Regions from separate parts of the Homo sapiens genome. Here regions 2 and 3 are each linked to region 1. A link is a contact called in ENCODE Hi-C or POLR2A ChIA-PET data. All regions are on one chromosome and are shown on one strand. Each heading gives the region's core, a stretch centred on a gene start or an enhancer-like site at or near the end of the contact. The rest is flanking DNA. Distances are from core to core; before and after follow the strand shown.

The links. A loop is a pair of places that touch in the nucleus more often than their neighbours do. ChIA-PET counts read pairs that join two places held with the same protein, here RNA polymerase II (POLR2A). Pooled maps may share reads with other maps.
Region 2: a map of heart left ventricle shows a loop between it and region 1 (7-fold over the local background). The contact joins two enhancer-like sites. A Hi-C loop is called at or near these places in 3 of 168 maps with a recorded cell type or tissue (GM12878, Right ventricle myocardium inferior and heart left ventricle), 2 of 37 single-sample maps with no recorded cell type and 4 of 50 pooled maps.
Region 3: a loop to region 1 is called in a map of PC-9, with 5 times the contacts of the local background. The contact joins two enhancer-like sites. A Hi-C loop is called at or near these places in 22 of 168 maps with a recorded cell type or tissue (Caco-2, Calu3, HepG2 and 12 more) and 15 of 50 pooled maps. POLR2A ChIA-PET finds 5 or more read pairs at or near these places in 3 of 52 experiments (HepG2, MCF 10A and PC-9).

The regions. Positions count from the first base shown.
Region 1 is chr4:123,553,216-123,557,881 of GRCh38, reverse strand. No RefSeq gene overlaps it. Among named protein-coding and RNA genes, the nearest start is that of LINC02435, 34 kb to the right of the region's middle. Within about 2 kb of position 2,366, at least 28 of the 41 ENCODE cell types and tissues checked have a DNase peak (open chromatin) inside an H3K27ac peak, as active enhancers do; they include PC-9, heart left ventricle and mammary epithelial cell, where a contact is called at or near this core.
Region 2 is chr4:123,747,011-123,751,676 of GRCh38, reverse strand. All of the region lies in intron 3 of LINC01091 (long intergenic non-protein coding RNA 1091), which reads right to left. Among named protein-coding and RNA genes, the nearest start is that of LINC01091, 99 kb to the right of the region's middle. RefSeq lists enhancers at 894-1,477, 1,478-2,061, 2,062-2,647. Within about 2 kb of position 2,101, at least 6 of the 41 ENCODE cell types and tissues checked have a DNase peak (open chromatin) inside an H3K27ac peak, as active enhancers do; they include heart left ventricle, where a contact is called at or near this core.
Region 3 is chr4:123,415,752-123,420,417 of GRCh38, reverse strand. No RefSeq gene overlaps it. Among named protein-coding and RNA genes, the nearest start is that of SPRY1, 21 kb to the right of the region's middle. RefSeq lists an enhancer at 1,554-2,111. Within about 2 kb of position 1,822, at least 12 of the 41 ENCODE cell types and tissues checked have a DNase peak (open chromatin) inside an H3K27ac peak, as active enhancers do; they include PC-9 and mammary epithelial cell, where a contact is called at or near this core.

The DNA.
Region 1 (4,666 bases), core at 1,117-3,616:
GTTATCTCCATAAATGTCAAATGCCTAACATTATAGATATAGGAGGCAGGATGCAGTTAATCTTATCCCCCAATCACGAGCACATACAGGAACTGGCAGGAAGTAATACATGCTTTAAACCAATTTTAAGGCCACGATCTTTTGCAGATAGATGTCTGTATTCTTCTGAACAGAGATGTGTAGTAGTCAGATATACGTTGGGAAATCCATGTCCCTCCTCAAGAGACCTGTCTGATGATGAGAAAATTGTCTTTACTCAAGAATCTAAATTACCCAATTTCATTACACCATGGTGTGGACCATCAGCGGCCAAGTATAATTTTTAAATTCATCTTTCTTTGCTCTCCTTTTCCCTGAAACCTACCTACAGAGTCAGCTAGGTGCTTGGTTTTATAGGCAATTTGTCACAGTTTTTTTTTCATAGCTAAAGATTACTGAAATATTTGAGACTTTTTTTTAGACAGGGTCTCGCTATGTTGCCCAAGCTGGCATGCAGTAGCTATTCATAGGAACGATCACAGCAGCCTCAAACTCCTAGCCTCCAGTAATCCTCCTGTTTCAGCCTCCCAAGTAGCTGGGACTACAGGCTCACTCTGCACCCAGCTGAGACTCGTTTTTTAACTTCACATTGTAAAAAGCAAATAGTCAATTCATTCACGTAGGTTTTTTAAAAGCCAATTAAGTACATAAACCATTATTTGTGTAATACAAGTTCAAATAATGAAAAAGTCTCCTTTTTTAAAACCTTTAACTAGTTCTTTTGGCATCACAGATACATATATAGATGGTTTCACATGGTTCCAATCCTCAAATAAAAATATTTAAATAAGATTTCATACTAACATGGCTTTATCCTGGCATTTCTTAAACAGATGCAGAAAAATTCCCTTCTAATAAATTATCTGCTCCCACTGCCGCCAACATCCACTCCATCACTACCACCAGCCCCAAATTGCTTTATTGCAGTAGAATTATGTTATAATGTTAAATTGCTATAATTCGGTTTCCAGGCTAGAGGAAAAGCAGCACATATAGTCAGTCTTTCAGAGGCACATTAGCGAATGAAAAGTATATTGCAGGAGAACTAAGGAAGTAAGTCAAGGAACTTTGTCGGGGAAGAAGGAAGTAACTCCTACAGGCTATTTACCCCTTTTACGCCACCCTCTTTGTGTATTCCTGGGGTTTGCTTTGGTTTGGGTATACAGATGTTTGAGGTAGTGAGTGATCATAATAAAAGGTGACTGCAACTTGATGACAGGGCTAAAGAATCTTGGAGAGTTCAGCTGTGCTCCACTACCTCTCTGTTCTCTCCCCAATTCCTAATGTCTTTCATGCTCAACTGAGTCCTTTCCATGTAAAGAGTGACTGATATGGGGACCACAGCAAACATTTTTGCAACACAATTTCTTGCTGTAGAAAAGCAGTTGTAATCAAAATCAATAAAGCACTATTCCTGTGAGCCTCTACGAGACATAGAAACGATATCATTCTACCCAACCCTTCTTTGAAGTGAGATTCCACCACTACCTACCCCTTCATTTAATAAAGATTCATTTTGAATTATTATGCATCGAGTCCTCTGATAGACACAGGGCAGGGAGAAGGGGAGAGACAAAGAGGAAATGACAAGAATGTGGGCCTTGCCATCAGTGTTCTGGGAAGGGGATGGTTGAGGGAATGAGGCATTGTAAGAGAGGAATGTAAAAATCTAACTTTTTGCAGTTCTTTTTCCCCTTTAATCAAGCCCACATGTTTAACACCAGGAACTAAATGTGGTGAGGAGAGAAGGATTATAAAAATGTTCACTTTCATCCTACAGATATGAGAAAACAAGAACATATTGCCATTACTCGACAACTTTATAGCTCCAAATAATGCTAGCATGCAGTAAATCAATGCAGGCTTTCGCTGGCTCATGGAATGCATACCTCACGTTTGCTCTGAGAGGGAGCCCGTGTGATTCCATCTAGTGCCAGGCTGCCAATGGCCCTAGACGGGATTGAGGAGAAGGGGCTGGGGTTGACAGGGGGAAGTGGGGGTCCGATCTGCTCTCAGAGCCAACAAATTCTCCAATCCCTAGTCCCTCAACAACCTTCCTTCTCTTCTTAAGGAATGACAGAAATCAGGAAATATTACTTCGGCTTGCAGGCTTCTGTCCTGGCCTATCAAACCCACAGAGAAGTCTCAGCAAATTACTGGAAACTGCACTTTGAACTTAGTCCCTGGCAAGCAGCCCAGTCAAACAGAAATGTAAAAGTTCCTTTCCTCCGCGGGGCCCCTGCACCAGGGTGTCCCTATAGACACTCTAGAGCTGATTGCAACAGGTTGGAATGAGGCCCCACGCCAGGAAAACAAGCCCTGACCAGTATGATTTCCTACTGCCTGTGTTGTTTCTTAAAAAGGTTTTTTTTGGCTTGTTCTCCCTCGTTTTGTTGGACTAGGTTACAGGCTCAGGTCCCATCGAGGAAAAGACTGGCACCATTTTCACAAAATGCTTAATCCTTGTTTAGTTCGAAAACTGCTCCATCAGCGCCACCAGTAAGTGTAGTCATGTTGGGGGGCAGCTGGGGGAGACTGGTCAGGCCAGTTGCTAAGCAAATTCTTAGAACTCCCAGGGAATCGAGAAGTAATTAGCTTGTAAACCCTGCAGATATTTCTACCTCCGACAAGGGAGACAATATTTCTCTGCCCACAAGGCTTCACTACGTGGTACTAAAATAAACCAACAACAGGGACTGGCATGGAATGAACAGCCTCAGCCGTGCCCGGTCCCATAGCTACTTCTCCTTCATAAGGGGAAACAAAACATTGGCCTCTTTCTAACTGTTATATTTCTAAGAAAACTCAATTTGTACAAGCAAATAAACTGACTCATTATAAAACTAAGAGGTCAACAAGAGGCAGATAAAACTAAAGGTTAGACAGCTGGAGAAACAAGCCTCTCTTCCAGCTGTAATGGGGAGCTCCTTTGGAGGAAGCAACAAGTGCCTTGGGGGATCCATCGTCAACCTGGGAAGAGGAGGGGGCAGGAGAAGAAAGAGGAGCTCTGGCACACTCAAAGCCCATTTTCTGTTGGATCAAACATTCCTTTCGGAAAAACTAAAACTGATGCAAATCATAGCCAGATCTGGCCAGCAGTGACCTAACTCTCTTAATGTGCAATTATTTTCACTGCTTTCTCATAATGGGTTATTTTTCTACATTTGTATTGTTGCATATGCAAAGTGTAAACAGGGCAGTGATCTACTCTTCTGATAATTTTATAAAGAAAATTTCCCAAATGTGTTTTTTAAAGCCCTACATTCTCCCTAAAGGTTTCACATGGATTGGTAGAACCGCTTGTTTCATCTCTCAGCCCACAGCTTACCCCTTCCCTGCCTCCCTGACCTCCAACTGACCCAGTTCTGTAATAATCAACAGTCAATGAACACCACACAATTCAAAAAAAAAAAAAGAAAATGCTATTGGGCAAAGTTGCAGTTAGGGCACTCCTGGTTAGCCCTGTCATTTTTGAGGGAGGTTCCCACAGGTTTTTTATTCTCATTGTTAATGCAGAACTTTTGCACAGCATTTTTCATCTCTTTCCCCCTCTCCTGCCTCCCAGTGGTTCTAGTAGAAGTAAGGTAAGAAAGAACAACAAACCCAAGTTTCATATCAAGTCTACAAAGATAGTATATTCAAGGTGAATCATTCTCTCATCCAAGTATTCAATGTACATTTATTATTATTCCCTCTAACAAAGCAAATATCACCATACATATATCCCTCTTAGTCTCTATGTCCTCATTTACAAAATAACCTGATACAAAAATACCTACCTCCTGGGGATGTTGTTCCAAGAGATGACAAGTGTGGGTGGTCACACCCAGCATGCAGGAGATTCCCTGGGAATAACTGCAAATAGAAGGCTGGATGCTAGATAAGAGGTGGGAGCTGGAGGGGGGCCTCTGGGTAGCAGAAGAACAAAGCCTGCTGGAGAGTATGAACTCCCTAAGAGAAAGGGCAAAGGGTGTAAAGCAGAATCAGGAACTTAGCTGGGTGGGTATCAGGAATTAGAGCAGTGTGAGCCGGGCACAGTTGTTCTGCCTGTAATCCCAACCACTCAGAGACTGAGGCCGGACAATAGCTTGAGGCCAGGAGTTCAAGACCAGCCTAAGCAACATAGTGAGACCCAGCCTCTAAAAGAAGAAAAAAAAAATTAGAGCAGTGCCTCTTGAACTCTGGTGAGAGAATCTCCAGGAGGGCTTGAAAAACAAACAGACCCCTCTGCAGCTCCCACCCCTTTCAGATCCAGTCGGCCTGGCCAGACCCCAGGTGGTTCTGATGCGGGACATCCACAAACCCCACTGAGAAACACCAAATGAGAGAGTGCGAGAAAGAGGAAGAGGGTTAGGGTGAAGTGGAGGGGGATGGAAGGCAGCAAGAGACACCCTAGGAAATGGGCGAGCCTGGTGTGTAATAGCAGCACAGGCTCAAAGGAGGAGAGCACTTGCTAAGGGGCTGGAGTTGGGTTAGAACCAGCAGCCACAGGGAGGGCAAGAACACAGGACTCAGACAAGGCCTTGACTCTCTACAGGTTCAGTGGAGAGGTGGAAGGAGAAGATTATTTTGGTTTATGTTGTTAAATGCTAAAATTCTATTTAAAAAATACAATACCCAAGCAAGC
Region 2 (4,666 bases), core at 852-3,351, 190 kb before region 1:
GATAGGTAGCTATAATGATGATGATGATGGTGATGACGATGATGATGACAGTGGTTAGATTGGAAACTTGCAGCTTTATGTAATAATTTACAAATCCCAAGGGCCAAATTTAATTGCCGGCACTCTGATCACAAGTACCAGAACCAGGTCCCATCTCCTCACTACTCTAAGCACTGATGGGAGAAGACGGTCCTTTACATGATCAGACTGGACCCCACTGGTTTAAGAACCAAGCATGGCCAATCCTAGATGTGATAGACATCAGGATCCACACCTTGCTGGGCATGGACAAAGACCAAAAAACTTCCTTGCAGTTCTGTCTCAGCAGAACCTTCACTGTCTAACCTTTTTCTGACGTCTAGTCATTGCCATTTCCTAGCCTACATCTGTTGATTTCGTTAGTGATGCTATAAGAGGACCTTTCTATGATTTTTCCTACTTCAGCTAAGCCCACTTCAGGAGCCCACAGACATAGGAGCCACACTGAGAAACCTATTCTCTTTTTACATACTTTGTGGTAGTCATCAGCAGATTACTTTTTCTCCCAAGTCCTCCCATTTCTGATATTAAATTTCTGAGGCCTGTACCCTTTCTCCAGTTACTTTTTTTTTTTTTTTTTTTTTTTTTTTGAGGCAGAGTCTCACTCTGTCGCCAGGCTGGAGTCTAGTGGCAGAATCTCAGCTCACTGCAACCTCCACCTCTCAGGTTGAAGCGATTCTCCTGCCTCAGCTTCCCAAATACTTGGGACTACAGGCATGCACCACCACACCCAGCTAATTTTTGTATTTTTAGTAGAGACGGGGTTTCACCATGTTGGCCAGCATGGTCTCGATCTCTTGACCTCGTGATCCGCCCACCTCAGCCTCCCAAAGTGCTGGGATTACTGGTGTGAGCCATCATGCCCGGCCTCAAATTACCTAAGTCTCAAGCCTGCAGCCATCTATCCACGTCTGCTGGACTACAGGCTGCTGCCTACATAAGGCCAACCCAGTCTCTACAGTGCTTTTTACAATAACCCACCATGAATTGCAGATGGAGCCCCAGCTCCTTCCATTGAGAGCAATGAGATGAGGAGAGGAAGAGGGCAATCTCTCAACAAGTCAAACATTACAGAGCTTTGAGAACGTTAAGAAGTCCAGCCTGCACTAGCACATTGTAATTTATTTTTTGCCTCATTCTGCCTACCTCAGACCTTCAACTCCTCACTTTTCACATATCTGGAGGCTAATCCCATGTGAGAAACACTTAGGAAAACAAGTGTGACAACTCTGCCTGAGTCCCAGAAAGAAAGCTCTCTCTGAAGGGGCCCTTCGGTTGTTTTCCCAGGTGACATGTTTAAGACTTGATCCCTGTTGTCTGAATTCCTTTCTCACCACACCCAAGGTCATTTTAATGAAAATTCCAAAGTCCAAGCCAAGAGGATAGAGTTGCTCTTAATCCTTCAGCAGTGCCGTCATTTGATCCCTAGACCCGCTGGGGTGATTATTGTGTGTCTGCAGAGCAGGGCTAAGCAGGCAGGAGGAGGAAGTGGCTGCCCCTGCAGGAGGCCTGTTTCTGGCCCTTGTTTCTGTGCTGGTGCTGCTGCTACCTCCCAATCCCTCCCACCACCCTTTCTCCCTAACATCTCAAGATAATGCTGATGCTCATGGCTGTTCTTCACCTTTTGCGGAAGTTCACTAATTCATTAACATTTTGTTAATATGATTCATTGTATTGACAAAGTTGAATCAGCAAGTTATTTAATTCCTGGTTTTTTTGCATGCTCAGAGGAGCTAAGGTTGTGTGTGGAACGTGCAATTATAATTCTTGACACCTTTACATCTGTGACTTAGCATTTCATCACAAGGTTTAAAACTTGTGTTGTAAAAGGAAATGGAAAATGTTAAGAAAAACTTGAGTGCTTTAAAAAAAATTCTTTAATTTGTTTTTATCTTCTCTCTAACTTCCTGAGTGATGAGAGAATGAAAGCGCTGACGACCAAATGTCTGGGATGTTTTGGGACCTCTCTGTCCCCTGGGCCAGATATGGGAACATTCTCCAGTGCTGCAAGGACTAATCATCAGGCTCTCTTGCTCCTCACTAATGACCAGGCAGAGCAGCAGCCCCTGCTTCCTGTCACGCTGAACTCTGGAGGCCACTGATTGCGGCCCGGCCAACCTGCCGCCAGCCTTCAGCAAACCTGCCAAAGTCATCTGTTTCGATATTTTCTTGCCTCTTGAGATTAAAGGGGTACATCCTTCCCCACACTGTCTGAAGAGAACAGAGGGGTACACTCTGCTTCAGGGTGTAAAATGGACTCCTTTCTTTTCAGACCCTGGAGGCAAACATGTCTAGGGAATAGCACTCTGACAGGAGAGACTTTACTTCTATTAAAATACTCAGGCTTAAAAAGACTAGAAGCTTTAAGAGAGTTTTGGAAATGGAAACTGTAAGTAAAGACAAGATTTGAGGCATGACCATCATAAATAATGTCTCTAACATGCTCTTTTTTTTTCACCAAATATAAGCGTGCTTAGGAAATATAAAAATGAATCTGATTATTTTTTTCATAGGAATGATACCACATCAACTTTTAGTCCCTACACCTATACCTCTTTCTCCTTCCCTTAACATCCGGAATTTTCTCTCACAGGCTCTGTTCAGCTCTACCGGGGAGACAGGAAGAGATTAGGTAATGATCTGCTGCTGAAACAGCTCCCATAGCCTGGTGGCATGTAGTTCCCCTTCTGTTCTTCAAGACTGGCTGTAGGGAGCATCCCTGGATTTTGACTCTCAAAAGGCATGGTTAAACAGAATAGGAGTCTACTTCAAGTTGCTATGGATGATGTGTTTGAACTTCTTGATTTATTAAGATGTATTCCTAACTTCCTTAAGAAACAAGTGAGAAATTTTAGCTATTATTCTAATTCCTGTGAAAAGAAAAGAAAGAAGAAAAACAATGTATTATTTAGAAGGCCTACCAAGAGCCCAAAAGCTCGTTATCCCAAAAGACAATCTATAAACTTCACTGCCTAGCCCTGGCCTGGATCTGCACATGTGCACACACAGACATGCAGAACAGTGAAGTCACTTCAACTATAGCACTGCTGCTATTTCAGGAAAGCCAAAATAATCCTCTTCGTATAATTGTTGGCACCCAAATAACCTCATAAATAATAACAATAAAATGTTTTAACATTCCTACAGTTTTCAAATCCCACATTAACTCATAGGGTCCTCCAAAAACCCTGTGAGATGTGATTTTACTTACCTCTTTTTACAGAGAGGGACCTGAGGTTCAAGAAGGTACAGAAAATAAGAAAATGCAGCAGGGAGCAGAACCCAGGGCTTCTGACTCTGAATCCACAGTCAGATTCTAGTCTTGCATCTGTGATTACTCAACGGCCTGGTATACATTGGATATTGAATCTAAGTCTTTGATTCCTTTATTGCAAAAAGGATGAGAAGGAGAAGGAAGTAGACAAAGGTTGGACCAGTTGATATTTAAAGACTGTTAGTTTCCACAGTTCCATAAATCCAAAAGCCTTTTTAGGATATTTGAGTGGCCATGGCCTCTTCTCTGATTTCTTGAGAGCAATCAATAACGGCTTTTAGCCTCTTCTTTGTGTAAGGGAGAAGTCAACTGAAGTTACAGTGACCTTGAGATTTCCATCAAATCAGCAAATGCACATCTAATAAGAAGGCTGTTGCTCTTCTGAAAATCTCTGCAAATCTGTGTGGTATATGCCCTACAGTCTACATCAAGTTTTCTGTACCCACTGAAATCTAGACTTTAGCCTCAAGCAGCTGCTATTTTCACTCTTCCAATGAGGACTCTGATGTACCTGTGTCCCCTCTTTCCTCTACCCTACAAAGAACACTCAAGGAAGGCATTGGAGTATCTATTTAGCAGATTATACTGAAGTTTTTTCAGCAAGGGAGGTGGCATCAGAGCCCTTTACATTAATATTCATTTTGACACTTCTTAAAAGTACTCTACCACCCCAGCCCACATGGCTTTCTCATTGGCTGGCACGTCTCTAGAAACCCTTTGCCTGCTGTCCTGCTGCTCAGACCTTCCAGCACCACCATATGCAGGGGAGGAGGGAATGGAAGCCTAACCTTTTTTATTTAAAGGCAATAACAAGGAAACTTTCTAAATAAAAAGCCATCATCTCCAGCCATAGGAGCTTTCCTCCTCTAGGGGCAGAAATAGCTGTAATCAGTTGTGTTTTTAAATAGATTCTTTTTGTTTCTTATAGCGACACTGATGTCAGCTAATGTGATAGAGCAGAAAGAGCACTGAGTCTGTAGCCCAGGCCTCCTTCTGCGTCTAGATCTCAGTTTCTTTAACTGAAGTAGAAGGGTCTTGGAAAAGAAATGGATTTCTAACTTTTTTATGGAGGGGAGCTTCTTATTAATTCCTACTAAACGTGGGACTGTTCGAGAGGGAAGAAAAGAATGCACTGCTGCTCCTAGCTGCTGATGAGAGCACAGCGATTGAGCGCAAGGAAAGGAGGAAGCAGAGGAGCCCCACCAGCTCAGCCGAAAGAAGCCTGGCAGTGTGATGTGCTGATGAAAGTCTGAGAGCCTAGTCCTAATCCTAGCTCTAGGTTACACATACCAGTACTGATTGTAATCAGATCGCCTAACCTATTGTGTAAAAATATGTAATTTCTGCCCCATC
Region 3 (4,666 bases), core at 573-3,072, 140 kb after region 1:
GAAAAAGCTGCTCTGGTTTTAAACGACATATAAATTCCCTACTAAAGCAACTTCTCTCTGTTCATCATTACTCAAAAGCAGATGAGTAAGGTGACATTTCACGTTGCTAGTTAGAAGTGGCTTGGAACAAAAAGCCACTAACTTCTGGTTTAGACTTTGTTCACTCTAAAAATAAGTTACTTGGGGTATCAGATATGACCTAGTCTTTCCTTTTTTTTTTTTTTGACGGAGTCTCGCTCTGTCGCCAGGCTGGAGAGCAGTGGCACGATCAAGGTTCACTGCAACCTCCACCTCCAGGGTTCAAGGGATTCTCCCGCCTCAGCCTCCCAAGTAGCTGGGACTACAGGCACGCGCCACCACACCCATCTTTAGTAGAGATGGGATTTCACCATGTTGGCCAGGATGGTCTCAATCTCTTGGCCTTGTGATCCGCCTGCCTCGGCTTCCCAAAGTGCAGTGGCGTGAGCCACTGCGCCCAGCCTAGTCCTTAACGTTTTTATCAAGAGTGCTGCCTACACATTTCAATTGTAGATGTATTAAAATTGAGATTACTCATTTTTTCCAAAGAATGTGGGAAAGCGATTGCCATAATCTCCTTAAGGACAAGGTCTCCATCATCCTTCCACCTCTAGTGCTGGGGCCAGGATGTGGGGCAGAGTAGGTGCTTGGTAACTGTTGAGGATTTAATGAATCAATCAATCAGTACTCCTACACACCTACCTTGTCACAGGTGGACACAATATGTTTCACAGAGAAGAGTGGTCTAAAAATATTTATTCCAAGTATTAAGGTAAACACCCTATCACTACCCAAGACACAATAAAAGGGCAATAAAACATTGTTTTCTACACGTTAAGCACCTGAAATCTTTTTTTTTTTAATTTGAGTTGGAGTTTCACTCTTGTTGCCCAGGCACTTTTGTTGCCAGGCTGGAGTGCAATGGCGTGATCTCGGCTCACTGCAACCTCTGCCCCGCTGGCTCAAGAGATTCTCCTGTCTCAACCTCCCAAGTAGCTGGGATTACAGGTGCCCGCCACCACGCCCAGCTAATTTTTGTATTTTTAGTAGAGATGGGGTTTCACCATGTTGGCCAGGCTGGTCTCGAACTCCAGACCTCAGGTGATCCACCCGCCTTGGCCTCCCAAAGTGCTGGGATTACAGGCATGAACCACAGTGCCCAGTCCCTAAAACCATTTCATAAGAATATTTGTGGCTAATGATTAAATGTAATGGGAAATAAAGCCTTTTTAAGCTGAAGCTATTTTAACAAACAGGAGAATTCTAGAGTTGAATTATGTGTAAAACACAAAAAGACCTTGAATAAATGTCAACAAGTTATGAAAATTGTTCACCTCATAAAACATATAGATTTACAGCCTGAGTCAAAATGCATGGCTTAAAATGACGCTGTTTCTCTAGCATCTTCCAGGGAGTGCTTTCTTGGTTACTCTTCAGTGTTTTAATAATACTCTTTTTTCTTCTGCTTTTTAAAACTTTTGTGCTGTCAGATATATATGATACTCCATGCCACCTTGCTAATGCTAAGACAGCTATTGTATCCATAAAACCACTGCACAGTGTCTAAATCAGGAGCTGAATATGTTCTTCTACCTTTTATCGGCTCTAAAAAATGCAGAGCAAACATTATCTATTGTTAATTACCTGTAAAGTAGGGCTTTAGCCACTTCCCCTGTTTCTAAGAGCCCTGAAGTGAAACCTAAAAGAAGTCACCCATTGTTTTCAATTGTGCAAGGGCCAGGAGCAAACAGGGCTCAAATTGCAGCTCTGAAAGGCCACAGGAAATTGGCATACCACTAATCTGCACTCAACTATTCAAAGAAACAAAGCCTGCATTCCTGCTGAAAAACTCACCAGCAGAAACCCAAGGCAGATCTGTTCAGTAAGGACCACAGAATAAATCTGCAGAAATAAAAGTTTTTAATTAGAGTGCCATGAGACCTGGCTCTAGTTTCCTAGCTCTGAGAGTAACACACATCGTTTAGATTTCTACGTAGTCTTCCCAATTTTCTCCAAAATGAGACTACATAATTAGAATCCTTCCTGTTTAATGATGTCAGCAGGGATGGGGTTGGAGGAGATAATAAGAGGTCAACTGTTCACTATAGATAGCTGAGTTATAATAAACTAGAGTACTGAAATAATAAAAATGTAAGGGGATTTAAATTTACTTTTGTGTATTTGGGCTTTAAACATTCCCTGTAAACACAACAACGTTGTTTCTAAAGCATAGGAGTTGAATACAGTTAAGAAATTGGCCAGATTATCTTTCATATGGAACAGAGCAATTTAAAATGAGCTTCCTATAACATTCAAGTATGAAAATAAGGATTGTTTTTTTCAACTGGATATTCCATCACAGCAAAAGTCATGAGCCAAACCCTGATGCTTCAGCTGGTTTGGCCCATCTGCTTGATCTTACATAGTGAGAGCAGAATGAACTAACAGAATCAGGGAGTTTAGGTTCTAGTCCTAACTTTATCAATAAATGTGAAAATCATAATCCTCCCTGTGTTAGATTTTATCTGCAAAACTAGGCTAATAACTTGGCCCCTCTTTCACTCGTAAGTATGTCAAAAGCCCAATATGTTATAACCTAGGTACTTACAGAAAATGTGTGCAATATACAATCTGAGATATTACTGTATTTACTAATAATAGTGCTTTGAGTGATAGATTCCATAATATTATAGATCTATCCCCAAGACCATTCAAAAGTATTTACAGCCATAGTACATATGAAAAAAAAGAATGTTTTGAGGGGTTTCATGCCTATGCCAAGTTCAGCAAGAAGAGTAAACAATAGTTTAGTATCCAGGAGAAAGAGCATTAGCATCTAAGAAGCTGGGAAGGGCCCTGGCATTTTTTTTTTTTTTACTTTTTTAATTACTCTTAAGGATACTTTGGACGCTTAACAGAGAAGACCAAGTGGTTTGCATTATCAATAACTAAAAATACATTAGTAAAATGAAGGAGGAGTTGATTCCAGGCATTTCCATGTCAGGCCTATCTATTTGGGATGTTATAGAAAGGATGCATTATTATATCCCGTGAGAGGTGAGCCAATTCCACAGCCTTGAACATCTGTCTCCTCTAGTGCCAGAGGTTTTACTGCCACAATTCTTAAAATTAGTCTCCCCTGGAAACCTTAACATGATCAATGATATTACTGAAATTCTCTGCAGCAGATAATTACATATCTTTTTTAGAATTCTATTTACTAGTATTTGCTAGACAAAAATGACTTTAGGCAGGAGACACATCATGTCAGAATATATATTTTATTAATGCAGTGAATGGCCCTCTGGCCAGAAAAACAGAAGCCAAATATGGGCTTTTATGACTCGATTGTAAAATGCAGGGAAAAATATCAATGAATATTTATTGAGTGCCTACTATGGGCAAAGCACCTTAGGAGTACAGGTAAATCTACAACATAAACCCAGTCTGAAAGAATTATAATATGGAAGGGAGACAAGACATAAACACTAAAAACTCAACATTAAAAGTAATGATCAGTTTACAGAATGTTGTTACTAAAGAATTTCTGAGAGAGATTATTTTGCCATGATCCAGTCAGAAAAGTAGGATTTAAACCTTGTTGCAAAGAATAGGATTGAAAAGGCAAAGACAGTGTCTCAGGTCTGGAGTTGAAGGTGTGTTGCAGGGACAGAGAGCGAACCAATTCCACTGGATAGAAGATTTATGTTTCAGAAAAGTAGGAAAGAAGGGTGAAAGGGCAGGGTAGGAGTCTGAAAGCGCAGCCACAAATACGCAGTGCATGAGTTTTAACTTAATCCTAGACTTAATGTAAAGAGTGACTGCAGGAAAAGACGGCAGGGCAAGAGGCAAAGACAAGACTTGGGGTGTCAAAAAGACATACAGTCTGATGAACTGGAAAAGATTAATTTTTAATATGGTTATTTGTTATGCAGTCATGCTGTAGACCAGTAACATCATATGATAAATGACACAAATGTTTCCAAGTGTAAATCATCATATTCCAAGTAGGCAGCCACCAGTAGACACACATTTTCCATTGGGTCAAAAGGACCCAAAATTTTATTTGCACACAAAAGTATAGTTGTGTGTTTTTTCCCCTTGAGAACGGATCCCATAGGTAACATCTGAACAGCCCCCATCACGAAATCGCCGCTCTATGCTCCCCGCTGCCTGCGGTTGACTTAGTCATTTGTTGTGCCATAGGAAGGAGGTGACAGTTACTGCTTGGATATGTTTGTAGGGCATAACCTCAAAGGAACTTCCTCACACTCTATAGTAGAAAGAAATAAATGTTTGTTTTGAAAGATAAGTATGGGTAAGTAGAAAAAAATGCTCAAGGGCAAATACTTTTAAAAAAATGCTTTATGAAAGAATGTTGGGTTTTGTTTTTTTTCAAAAAAGGCAAGTTCAAGCAGACTATTTTTTTCCAAGAGTACTGCCTGCTTTTCTTCTTTCCAAAATTTGCCAGATTTTACAATCCACACAAAGCATATTTTCCCTAAGGATTAAGAGATCCTTTCTCCCTCATTAAAATTTTTATTTAAGAAATTAAGGGACCACAGGGTACCATATCCCATTATTTACATAGAGTGTGAAGTAATTTTGGACTCTCACACTTGACTTTTTTTTTTTACCAAACTTTGGA